Regions from separate parts of the Mus musculus genome. Here region 1 is linked to region 2. A link is a loop called in an ENCODE intact Hi-C map of the cell type or tissue named here. Cell type or tissue: heart. All regions are shown on one strand. Links, peaks and the distances in the headings refer to the core of each region. The heading gives the core; the rest is flanking DNA.

The links. Peaks named below come from ENCODE experiments on the same cell type or tissue, not always from the same donor. Only the 100,000 strongest peaks of a DNase experiment are listed, where the experiment ranks them.
Region 1: a loop joins it to region 2, with 5 times the contacts of the local background. A loop is called at or near these places in 5 of 42 quality-filtered maps.

What each region holds. Positions count from the first base shown.
Region 1 is chr10:52,229,859-52,235,382 of GRCm38, forward strand. It overlaps Dcbld1 (discoidin, CUB and LCCL domain containing 1), which reads left to right and starts at 3,761. Exons shown (of 11, transcript NM_025705.4): 1 at 3,761-3,977. The coding sequence starts at 3,893. In heart, for the core only: CTCF peaks have their summits at 2,786 and 3,841; DNase peaks (open chromatin) are centred at 2,813, 3,663 and 4,293; H3K4me3 peaks cover 2,468 bases; H3K27ac peaks cover 1,388 bases.
Region 2 is chr10:52,291,288-52,296,811 of GRCm38, forward strand. All of the region lies in intron 5 of Dcbld1 (discoidin, CUB and LCCL domain containing 1), which reads left to right. Among named protein-coding and RNA genes, the nearest start is that of Dcbld1, 60 kb to the left of the region's middle. In heart, for the core only: no CTCF peak of the experiment used is centred there; a DNase peak (open chromatin) is centred at 2,834.

The DNA of each region.
Region 1 (5,524 bases), core at 193-5,192, 61 kb before region 2:
CAATCTTTTCCTGTATCTGGCTGAGGATTTCAATATAGAAAGATAAAACTATTCCTATCAAAGTATCGACTGAGATGAAAGAGGTCACCAGGGCTCCCATGACTCAATGGATTCCTCAGTGGTCAACAATGCTCCTGGTCATCTTTGCTTGTCGTCGTTCATGGCTCTCAGAGCTAAACTTGCTAGAGGCAGCCAGGAGTTGTCCAAATTCACTTTCTTAGAAATGAACTTAAGAGAAGGACATTGGACAGAGGGACGGCTCAGCTGTCAAGCAAGACTAACCCGAGTTCAAGCCTAGGGTCCTGCAAAGTGGAAAGACAGAAGGAACTCTTACAAACATCCCTCTCTTCCACTCTCTTCCACGTGTGTGGACCCACACAGACACACACAACAGATAAAAATGTGATTTAAAAATTTTAATTAAAAGTCTGTTTTGGACTCCTCCATTGTTGGTGGGATTGCAAGCTTGTAACAATCACTCTGGAAATCAGTCTGGTGGTTCCTTAGAAAATTGGACATAGTACTACCAGAGGATCCTGCAATACCTCTCCTGGGCATATATCCAGAAAATGTTCCAACCGGTAAGAAAGACACATGATCCACTATGTTCATAGCAGCCTTATTTATAATAGCCAGAAGCTGGAAAGAACCCAGATGCCCCTCAACAGAGGAATGGATACAGAAAATGTGGTACATTTACACAATGGAGTACTACTCAGCTATTAAAAAGAATGAATTTATGAAATTCCTAGGCAAATGGTTGGACCTGGAGGGCATCATCCTGAGTGAGGTAACCTAATCACAAAAGAACTCAAATGATATGTTCTCACTGATAAGTGGATATTAGCCCAGAAACTTAGAATATCCAAGATATAAGATACAATTTTTGAAATACATGAAACTCAAGAAGGAAGACCAAAGTGTGGACACTTTGCCCCTTCTTAGAATTTGAAACAATCACCCATCGAAGGAGTTACAGAGACAAAGTTTGGAGCTGAGACAAAAGGATGGACCATCTAGAGACTGCCATATCCAGGAATCCATCCCATAATCAGCCTCCAACATTGACACCATTGCATACACTAGCAAGATTTTGCTGAAAGGACCCAGATATGGCTGTCTCTTGTGAGACTATGCCGGGGCCTAGCAAACACAGGAGTGGATGCTCACAGTCAGCTATGGATCACAGGGCCCCCAATGGAGGAGCTAGAGAATACCCAAGGAGCTAAAGGGAACTGCAACCCTATAGGTGGAACAACAATATGAACTAACCAGTACCCCGGAGCTCTTGTCTCTAGCTGCATATGTATCAAAAGATAGCCTAGTCGGCCATCACTGGAAAGAGAGGCCCATTGGTCATGCAAACTTTATATGCCCTAGTACAGGGGAACGCCAGGGCCAAAAAGTGGGAGTAGGTGGGTAGGGGAGTGAGGGGGAGGGTATGGGGGACTTTTGGGATATTGGGATAGCATTGGAAATGTAAATGAGGAAAATACCTAGTAAAAATATTTAAAAAGATAAAAAATGAACAAAAAAGAAAAAAAAAAAACCGTCGGTTTTGGTAGCCAAATTAATCTTAGCACCTGGAAAACAGAGGCAGGTGGATATCTGTAAGTTCCAGGGCAGCCAGAGCTGCATAGTTAGGTTCTGTCCCAAATAAAAAAATAAAAAATAAAAAAAATATTTTTTGAAAGAAAAGAAGGTGAAGCTAGCAAATGTTTCCTTATTGAGGTAAATTTTTACGGTGTGTATGAAGATACTCAGTATTTTCATAAAAGTATATTTACTTTTGATTTGAAGATAAGCCTACTGTTTAAGTACATCCTTTACACTCCCGATCTTTATATACTGTCTTAGTCAGGGTTTCTATTCCTGCACAAACATCATGACCAAGAAGCAAGTTGGGGGAGGAAAGGGTTTATTCGGCTTACACTTCCATACTGCTGTTCATCACTGAAAGAAGTCAGGACTGGAACTCAAGCAGGTCAGGAAGCAGGAGCTGATGCAGAGGCCATGGAGGGATGTTCTTTGCTGGCTTGCTTGTTTCTCCTGGCTTGCTCAGCCTGCTTTCTTATGGAAGCCAAGACTACCAGCCCAGAGATGGTCCCACCCACAAGGGGCCTTTCCCCCTTGATCACTAATTGAGAAGATGCCTTCCAGTTGGATCTCATGGAGGCATTTCCTCAACTGAAGCTCCTTTCTCTGTGATAACTCCAGCTGTGTCAAGTTGACACAAAACCAGCCAGGACATATACATATTTATTTCCTCTCTATGACAACTGGGGAAGAGTTAACATGAAGGCAAGCGAATGTGTCCCAGTCAGAGACTGGCTCTACACTCAGATCTAAGAAAGGCTCAGTTGGAAAGCTGTAAGTCTTTCCTCTGAGGTTGCCATAAAGGAAGGTGCAAAGTCCACTGCCAAATCACACTTGGAATCTCAAAAGTTAAAGTGTAAACCAGGCAGGATATGAAGGCCTGCCTGTATTCCCCTATCTCAGAGGTGGGGGAAGAAGGTTCAGGAGTTCCAAGGTCAGCCTCCGGCTACTTAGCAAACTACTCAATACCAGCCAGGAAGACAAGAGAAGCCCTCAGAACACAGACGATAAACCTCAATCTCAAAACAACAAAACATTTTTAAGGCAAAAAGTTATCCTACCTGTCAGCTTAGGCTTGGAGTTGGAGAAAATTCCAAAGGTCACTTGGCCTTGGAGGGTCTGATCTTCCTCAGCTGCCGAGACCACCCCACCCCGACGCACTCTAGATGTAATAATTCCCAGAGGCCACGAGGTGGTGTGTGAGTTAGAGCTAAGGTTGTGGCCACGCAGAGGAAAGTCACGGGGGGGACCTAAAGGTGACAGTCCTTAAAACGAGTATTAACCGTTTCTCTGTTCAATTTGACGACCAGGACTCCAATTGAACGACCCAGTAATGGGCTCTAAACTCCTCCGCGGTCCATCGAACCTAATCTCAAGACTTTCCCACCACCTCAGAGAGCGCCTCAAACATTGCTCAGTCTGAAGTTTTCCAGACTGCTCTGGGGACTCTGCAGTTTACATATCTCTTACTGGTCCTACTCTGCACGTCTTTTCCCACATCTGGCCAGGCACCCACCTGTCTACTGAGCTTCAGCTCCAACTGGCCCCTTCCCGCCCTTTAATCCTCTGAACAACCTGGGCACGAACTCAGCTCTCTGTCTTTTACTCTCGCTTTGCTCCCAGCTGCCTTTTCACCATCCAATTAGATCTCTCCAAATGTGCTCCAAATATACTGTCCATGTTACAGACTGCAGTTTGTAGTGAGCGATTATTTCTAAGCTCTGCAAATGCCGAGTGAATTTAAGCACCCAGCCGCGTAGAAAGTTGAGTTAAACAACGGAATGAATGAAGAGAGAGAGAGAGAGAGATGGAGAGAGAGAGAGAATGAATGAATGAATGAATGAATGGACTTGAACTGCCATCATCCCATCAGATTTCAGATGCCTTGCATAGCCTTGGCAGACCAGCTCTAGGGTAGAGCTGACAAACTGCCAGAGGGGCGGAGTCTCGGTGAACCCCCGGGCTCTGGCGAGCCTGCGTGCCAGGTGAATTTTTGATTTTCATTTTCTAGTGAATCCGGGCAGGTGGCGCGGGGGCGGGGTGGGGTGAGGGGGAAACTGGGCGCCCCCCTTGGGAGACCGGTGGTGCGGCTGATCACCCCGGGGAGGGGGCGGGGCGGGGCGGGGCAGGGCGGGGAGGACACGCCCTCTCGCGGGCGCGGGCCGCCCAGAGGGATCTGTGCCGTGTGCCCGCGCCGCGCCGGGCCGGGCCGCGAAGGAGGCTGCCCTAGGCGGGCAGCGGCAGTGTAGAGCCGGGCCGGGAGGCCGATCCTGCGGGTCTGGAGTCCGGCGGGACCATGGGGACCGGGGCTGGTGGGCCGAGTGTCCTGGCGCTGCTGTTCGCCGTGTGTGCTCCGCTCCGGTTGCAGGCGGAGGAGCTGGGTGAGTGGGGGACTCGGGGCTCCGGGAGGGCTGTGTTGTGGGCCTCGGGGGAGCCTGGCGAGAGGCGGGCGGTCTCCGCCAGGCGGGGGATGGATTGAAGTCAGAGGGTGCATTTCGGATCGCGCCCCGATACTCTTTCCTTCCCCCCCATAAACGAGCCCGGCAGCTTGGCGCCTGTTCCCCGGCTGCCTTCGCGGTGTCCCCGCCCGGCCGGCCACTTAGTTCCCAGATTTCCCGACCCTTCCCGGCGGGTGCGAGTGGCCTGGCCCCGGGTGCTCGCCCGGCGTTGCCCCGCCAGCTCCTAGTCTCTGCCTGCAAGAGGGGGTTCTTCTGCGAGGCTGCCCCGGAGCCGACTGCAAACAGGGCCCCCGTTGCCTCACGCGTGTCCGGTGGTGATCGGAGTTGGAACCTTGCGACTCTGGTCCCTCAAGGGTATTTGAGCGAGTCGACTGCGGCCCAGGCTGCTTTTCCTCGGTAGCTGATCTTTGGCTTCCAGCGCCACCGAATTTTCTCTCAGACCACCAGATTAAGGCAGGAAACTGGTTTCCCAGCCCTACATGGCCCTACTCCATTAATCTGCTTTAATTAGTTCTCCTTGGATAGGACGAGCCACCTTTCTGTGGGTTCTCCCCCCCACCCCCCACCCTTTTCGGGTTTTGTTCCTCTCCTCCTGCCTTTGCTCCTCTGTAACTGGGGTTAATTAATGGCAGTGAGTTTATGCAGAATACTTGAATACCGCCCCCGCCCCCGCTATGCTTTCTGGGGGAACAGAAATCGAAGCTAAACTCATCGCTGGATTTTTTTTTTTTCATTGAACAATGTATTCGTTCACCCAAACATTCAGCAAGTTGATAGCATTAAAAAAAAGTGAAGTTATTTTGTTTAGAGTTACGGTAACACAGTCTAACGTGTGTTAGAATTGCACTGTGTAAGGTTTTATGAATGCTTTATAAACATGCTGTTTTGTTTGAGTTTTGGCGGCGCTCGGGAACTTGTGCAAGGCAAGCCTTTCAACAACCAAACTATATTCCAGTCATTGGATGTCTTAATAACTGAAGACACTTTCTCAAGTCGATATTTGAAACTGTAACATTCTACATTTATTTGGTGTGGGTTTTAAAGAAAATTTAGTTTTAGTGATGTGTATTTGTGTGTGGGTTGAGATGTACACGTTGAGTGCAGATACCCACCGAGACCATAAGCAACTAGTCTCTTGGACCTGCAGCTACAGGCAGAAGTGAGCCTGAAAGAACAGTATGTGCTTTTAACCTCTGAGACATCCTTGCAACCCCATTTTACATATTTTTATTGAATTTCTTGTTATTATTAATATTTGCGGTTTGAGACACCACTCTTGAATTCATAGCAAACCTCTTCATGCTTCCCAAGTGCTGGGAGTGCCACTGTATCCAGCTCAGTTGGTTGTTTTGTTTCTGGCTTCTGCCTATTCTTAAAGGTTTTTTTTTTTTTTTTTACTTTGTTTTAGATTATGTTTTGGAATGTGGGTATGGGCATGTGAGTGCCCAGAAGCCCCCTGTGACTAGAAT
Region 2 (5,524 bases), core at 139-5,138:
CTACACAGAGAAACCCTGTCTCGGAAAAAAAAAAGTATTATTCTGTTGTATTGTTCAGCATTTTCTTCCTGTAATGAATTCCTGAGAGAAATCTACAGTAAAAGTATAGAAGTTGGTTTTCATTTCACATTTGAGAGTTTCAGTCCAGCCTGCTTGCTGCTGGGTCTGAGGTGGAGCCCAAGGACCACTGGGAAGACCACTGAGAAAGGGAAGAGGGCATTCCATGGCCCCTTTCAATGGCGCATTCTTAGTGATCTAATTTATCCCCATAAGGCCACACCTCCTAAAGGTTCTCCCATGTCCTAATAGTGCTACGGGCTGGACATTAGGTTTTATTAACACATAAGACTTAGCCAGGCATAGTGTCGCATGCCTTTAATCCCAGCACTCGGGAGGCAGAGGCAGGCAGATTTCTGAGTTCGAGGCCAGCCTGGTCTACAAAGTGAGTTCCAGGACAGCCAGGACTATACAGAGAAACCCTGTCTCAAAAAACCAAAAACAACCCCCCCCCCAAAAAAAAACACGTGAGACTTGAGATCCAAACAAACACCTGTCCAATTTCTACAAAAGGCCATAGATTTGTATACTTATTATACTTATATACTTAAACATTCATCCTCTCTCTCTTTCTCTTTCATCTTTTTCTTTTACATGCGAGCGAGCATGTGTGTGTGTGTGTGTGTATGTGTGATGTGCATATGTAGATGTGGCACACATGGAGGTCAGAGAACAACTCTGTAGCTCTGTAGAGTCAGAGTTCTCTTTTCTCTCAGTTTGGAGCTACTGGGCATACTTGTCATCATCAGGTGACAAGTTTGTCATCCAGGAGTCATCTTGCTAGTATTAACAAGCCGTAGTAGTTCTGGTAGCATTAGTTCTATAGTACTGCAGTTGTCTTCTATATAGAGCTAGTGACATTACTGGTCACATCACAGAAGAAAGCCATCTGCTTTACTTCTGCCCACCCACCTCTATTTTTATGTCTAAGAGGACTATCTGGAAAATATATATATTTCCCAGAAAAAAATAAAGCCCAGAAGATTATTTTCCTAATCTGTTTGTCCTGTCTCCTAATATGTAATCCACTATTTGTTTCTACTTACAGGTTTCTCTCTCTCTCTCTCTCTCTCTCTCTCTCTCTCTCTCTGTCTCTCTCCGTCTCTCTCTCTCTCTCTCTCTCTCTCTCACACACACACACACACTCTGCTTATATTACCATTTAAAATAGTTGAATTTGCATTTGACTGTTGAAAGAGTTGGCTTGATTTAGTTAGGATGTGAAGCATCTGTAGTTCATTACTGACATATCTTCATGCATGGAGATTTTTCTGACAGGTCCCTGATATAGCTGTCTCTTGTGAGGCTCTACCAGGGCCTGGCAAATACAGAAGTGGATGCTCACAGTCATCTGTTGGGTGGATCACAGGGCTCCCAATGAAGGAGCTGAAGGGGTCTGCAACCCTATAGGAGGAATAACAATATGAACTAACCAGTACCCCCCAGAGCTTGTGTCTCTAGTTTGCATATGCGGCAGAGGATGGCCTAGTTGGCCATCAATGTGGGGTGGGGGGACTTTTGGAGAGGAAACTGGGAAAGGGGATAGCATTTGAAATGTAAATGAAGAAAATATCTAATATAAATAAATAAATAAATAAATAAATAAATAAATAAGAGAACTGTCTCTCTCACATACACTGTAGAGATGGAAAAGCTGCCTCTGGCAGGAGAGACAACTCCACTGTAATCTTGTTGTAGGCTGTTCTTCACATTTTATTTTGTTTTTTTCTTCTAGCACATCCTGATTTTGCTTTTTGTTTCCTCTTTTCTGTATTTCTTTCATTTATAAATTGGACACAGGATATTTATCTTGCCTATCTTTCTTTAAAAAAAAAAAAGTAGAGAAGCTATTCCTCAATGATTCCAGGAAATTAACTAGAAGACAAAGGTTGAAATGGAGTTTCTTCCCTGTCAGTGGGAAGATTTTATTGTTCTCCTGGGAGGGATTGCGGGAACTCACAGATTGTCTGCCTCTGCTTCCCAAGTGCTGGGATTAAAGGGGAGTGTCATGATGCCTGGCCACTGTTGGCTTTTGAAAGTTTATCTCTTTACAGAAGTCTGGTTAGTATCTTCCCCTTATCTGTTAGATACTTAGCAGCTGCATAACAATGTGCCCTGCCCCATGGCTGAAGCAACCTCATCTGTTATCCCCAGTTGTCTTTTTATATTTATATGTTTATATATTGGGAGACAGGGTCTCACCTGGTAGACCTGGCAGATCTGGAACTCTCTATAGACCAAATCTGCTTATTTCTGTTTCCTGGTTGCTGGGATCAGAGACATACAACACAATATCAAGCTTTCTTTTCTTTTCTTTTCTTTTCTTTTCTTTTCTTTTCTTTTCTTTAAAATACATTTTGTGTGTGTTCTGTGTGTGTTGTGTGTTCCTGTGCATACAGGTAATTGTTTGCAGTGTGGATGTCAGAGAACAGTTTCAGGAATTCATTCTTTCTTTCCATGATGAGACCCAGGGATCAAACTCAGGTGGTTGCACTTGCCACACAAGCCTTTTATCTACTGAGCCACCTTGCTGGCCCATCTCTAGCTTCTGTGGATTAGGAATCTGAGCAGGGTTTGACTGGGCTCCCACTTCAGGATCTCATAAGGATAGAGCTGAAATGTCAGCTGGAGCTACAGCCCCTCTGTGGCTCCTCTAGTGACAGGCCAGCTTCTAAGCTCGCACATTCAACTACTTGAGGGTCACTGGACAGAAAGCCTTGAATTCTTGGATCTTGGCTGGTGGTGCTTCCATTCTTGCCATGTGTCCTCCTAACATGGCTGCACATGTCCCTGAAGCCAGCAAGAGAGAATCATGAGCGAAGGCATCTCATACTCATATGAGATAGAGTGGAGAGGTGTGACGTCCCACCTTTTTGCCGTGTTCTATGAATTATTAATAGAATGTCACAGCTTCCTGTCTACCAGGGGGATTACCAGAAGGCAGATCCTTGGGGTTATTTTAGAATCTACTCCATGGCAGCTTCCTCTTAGGAAGTACATTTGATATAACAAATCTTTTTTGGAAGGTTCTTTGCAAAACTAGAGCATCCTGTACATCAACAAAACAAAATCTGGAAAACTAATTACTTGTGGAGTCAGTGAAGTAGAAGGATTCAGACTTGAGGGAGATTGTATCTTTGAGTTTGTTTGTTTGTGATAGAATCCTTTGTAGCCCCAGGCTCCTGGTCTTCTTCCTGTTTCCATCTTCCAAGTGCTGGGGGATTACATAGTTTGTTGAGAATATGTGATCTTAAAGGTATCATCACAGAAAAGGCATTGCTTCATTTTGTGTGGCCCTAAAAAGCAGCAGGATCCCTGGATAAATATAGAGATGCCCATTTCAGCTGCATAAAAGGAATAATTAAATAGCATAGAGTACAGTATGTTATTTAGAGAAATATGTAGATGTTACAAGCAGTTGTTGGTGATAGAATGTGTGCGTGGCGCTGCCAATGGGATGGGGACAGAATGGAATTCAGAAGCTGTATGTGAAGAACTTAAAAGGGCCTTTTTGAGTCCTTAAGATTCTGGGGTCTGCCTCAACTGACAATGTAGGCATCCATTCTATTTCTGTTTGCAGTTTCAAGTGGCTGTTTTCAAAGCCCAAGGCAGTGTGGGCTTTGGGCTTCTCCTTAAGTTCTGACCACAGGACAGTTTTCCTTCGCCACCTTTTCACCTCTTTCCTTTCCTTTCCTTTCCTTTCCTTTCCTTTCCTTTCCTTTCCTTTCCTTTCCTTTCCTTTCCTTTCCTTTCCTTTCCTTTCCTTCCCTTCCCTCCCCTCCCCTCCCCTCCCCTCCCCTCCCCTCCCCTCCCCTCCCCTCCCCTCCCCTCCCCTCCCTTCCTCTCTTTCTCTCTCTCTCCCTCCCTCTCCCTCTCCCTCTCCCTCTCCCTCCCTCCCTCCCTCCCTCCCTCCCTCCCTCCCTCCCTCCCTTCCTTCCTTCCTTCCTTCCTTCCTTCCTTCCTTCCTTATTTTTGGGGTGTGTGTGTGTGGGGGGGGTGTACAGCAAACTTATTGATAGTATTCAAGAGAGTAGGGAGAGCTCCCTAGGCCCCTCCTGTTATTATGGGGTTCTGGAATGGAAATTGTGAGAGAGATGCTCAGTGTTGGGGGCCGGAGTTGGGACAGGGACTCCTCAGCAACTAAGGGCCTCTCTCTTGCTCTCAGTGTCCTTGCTGGGGTGGATGGTCCAGGGTTTCTTACTCTTTGGAGGCCATGTAGGCCATGAGGTCCACCATCCTGTTGCTGACCTTTCTACCTTTCTGGTAGTGGGGTATATCTGCTTTTCAATGGTATATATCACTTAACTAATTTATTATTATTATTATTATTATTATTATTATTATTATTATTATTATTATTTCCTTTGTGTGGTGGGGCACTCTTTATCATGATACAAGTGATGGTCAGAAGACAGCTTATGGAAGCTGATTTTCTCTTCACTTTATGGATTCCAGAGATTGAATTTATCTTAATCACTGTTCTATTGTAGTGAAGAGACACCATGGCCAAGGCAACTCTTAGAAAAGAAAAGCATGTAATTAGGGTTTGCTTACAGTTTTAGAGGGTTTTATCATCATGGTGGGGAGAATGGTGGCAAGCATGGTGCTGGAGTAGAAGCTGAGAGAGATGGAGAGAGAGAAAGAAAGAGACTGGGCTTGGCTTGGGCTTTGGACAAACTTCCTACAAGACCACACTTCCTAATCCTTTCAAACAGTACCACTCCCTGGTGATTAAAACATTCAAATGAGCCTTTTGAGGCAATTCTTATTCAAACCACCACTGAGCTTCAGTAAACCCTTGGCAGCTTGGTGGACCTTTAGGACTGGGACATCTTGCTGCCCTTAACTAATTCATTTTACAAATTAATTATGCTCAAAAAGTATTCAAGGAACTGTCCAAACATGAGCTAAACAAGAACAACAGTAGACGCCCCCAAATGGACCCGGCAAGCCCAGGAGACTTCAGCCTTGCACAAAGACATACAGGAAACTGAGAGCAAGAGAAATATTCTTCTCCGGGGTAGAACACACCAATTGATTAGTCGACTCTAAGTGATCAGCCCTGACAAGAACCATGAATACCATTATACAGAATGAGCAGGTAAATACACACACACAAATCATTAATGAAAAGAAAGGACACAAATCTGAAATACAGCAAAGAGGGGTATAGGGGAAGATTTGGAGGGAAGAAAAGGAAAGGAGAAATTATGTGACTATAATCTCAAAAATAAAAAATATTGAAGAAATATGAAAAATTAAAAGTATAGTCTTGGACTAGGCAAAAAAAAGAGGGGGTGAGATAAGCACCCCCCAAAAAAGCTAGGGAAAAATGAGTAATAGGTGTTTCTACATAGTTACAATTTACCTTTCATATTTCCTAAAATGTCTATAGGATTATAAAAAATGTTACAAATACACCAATATAAAGACTTTAGGAACTGTGATGAAGCACATAGGGACAAGC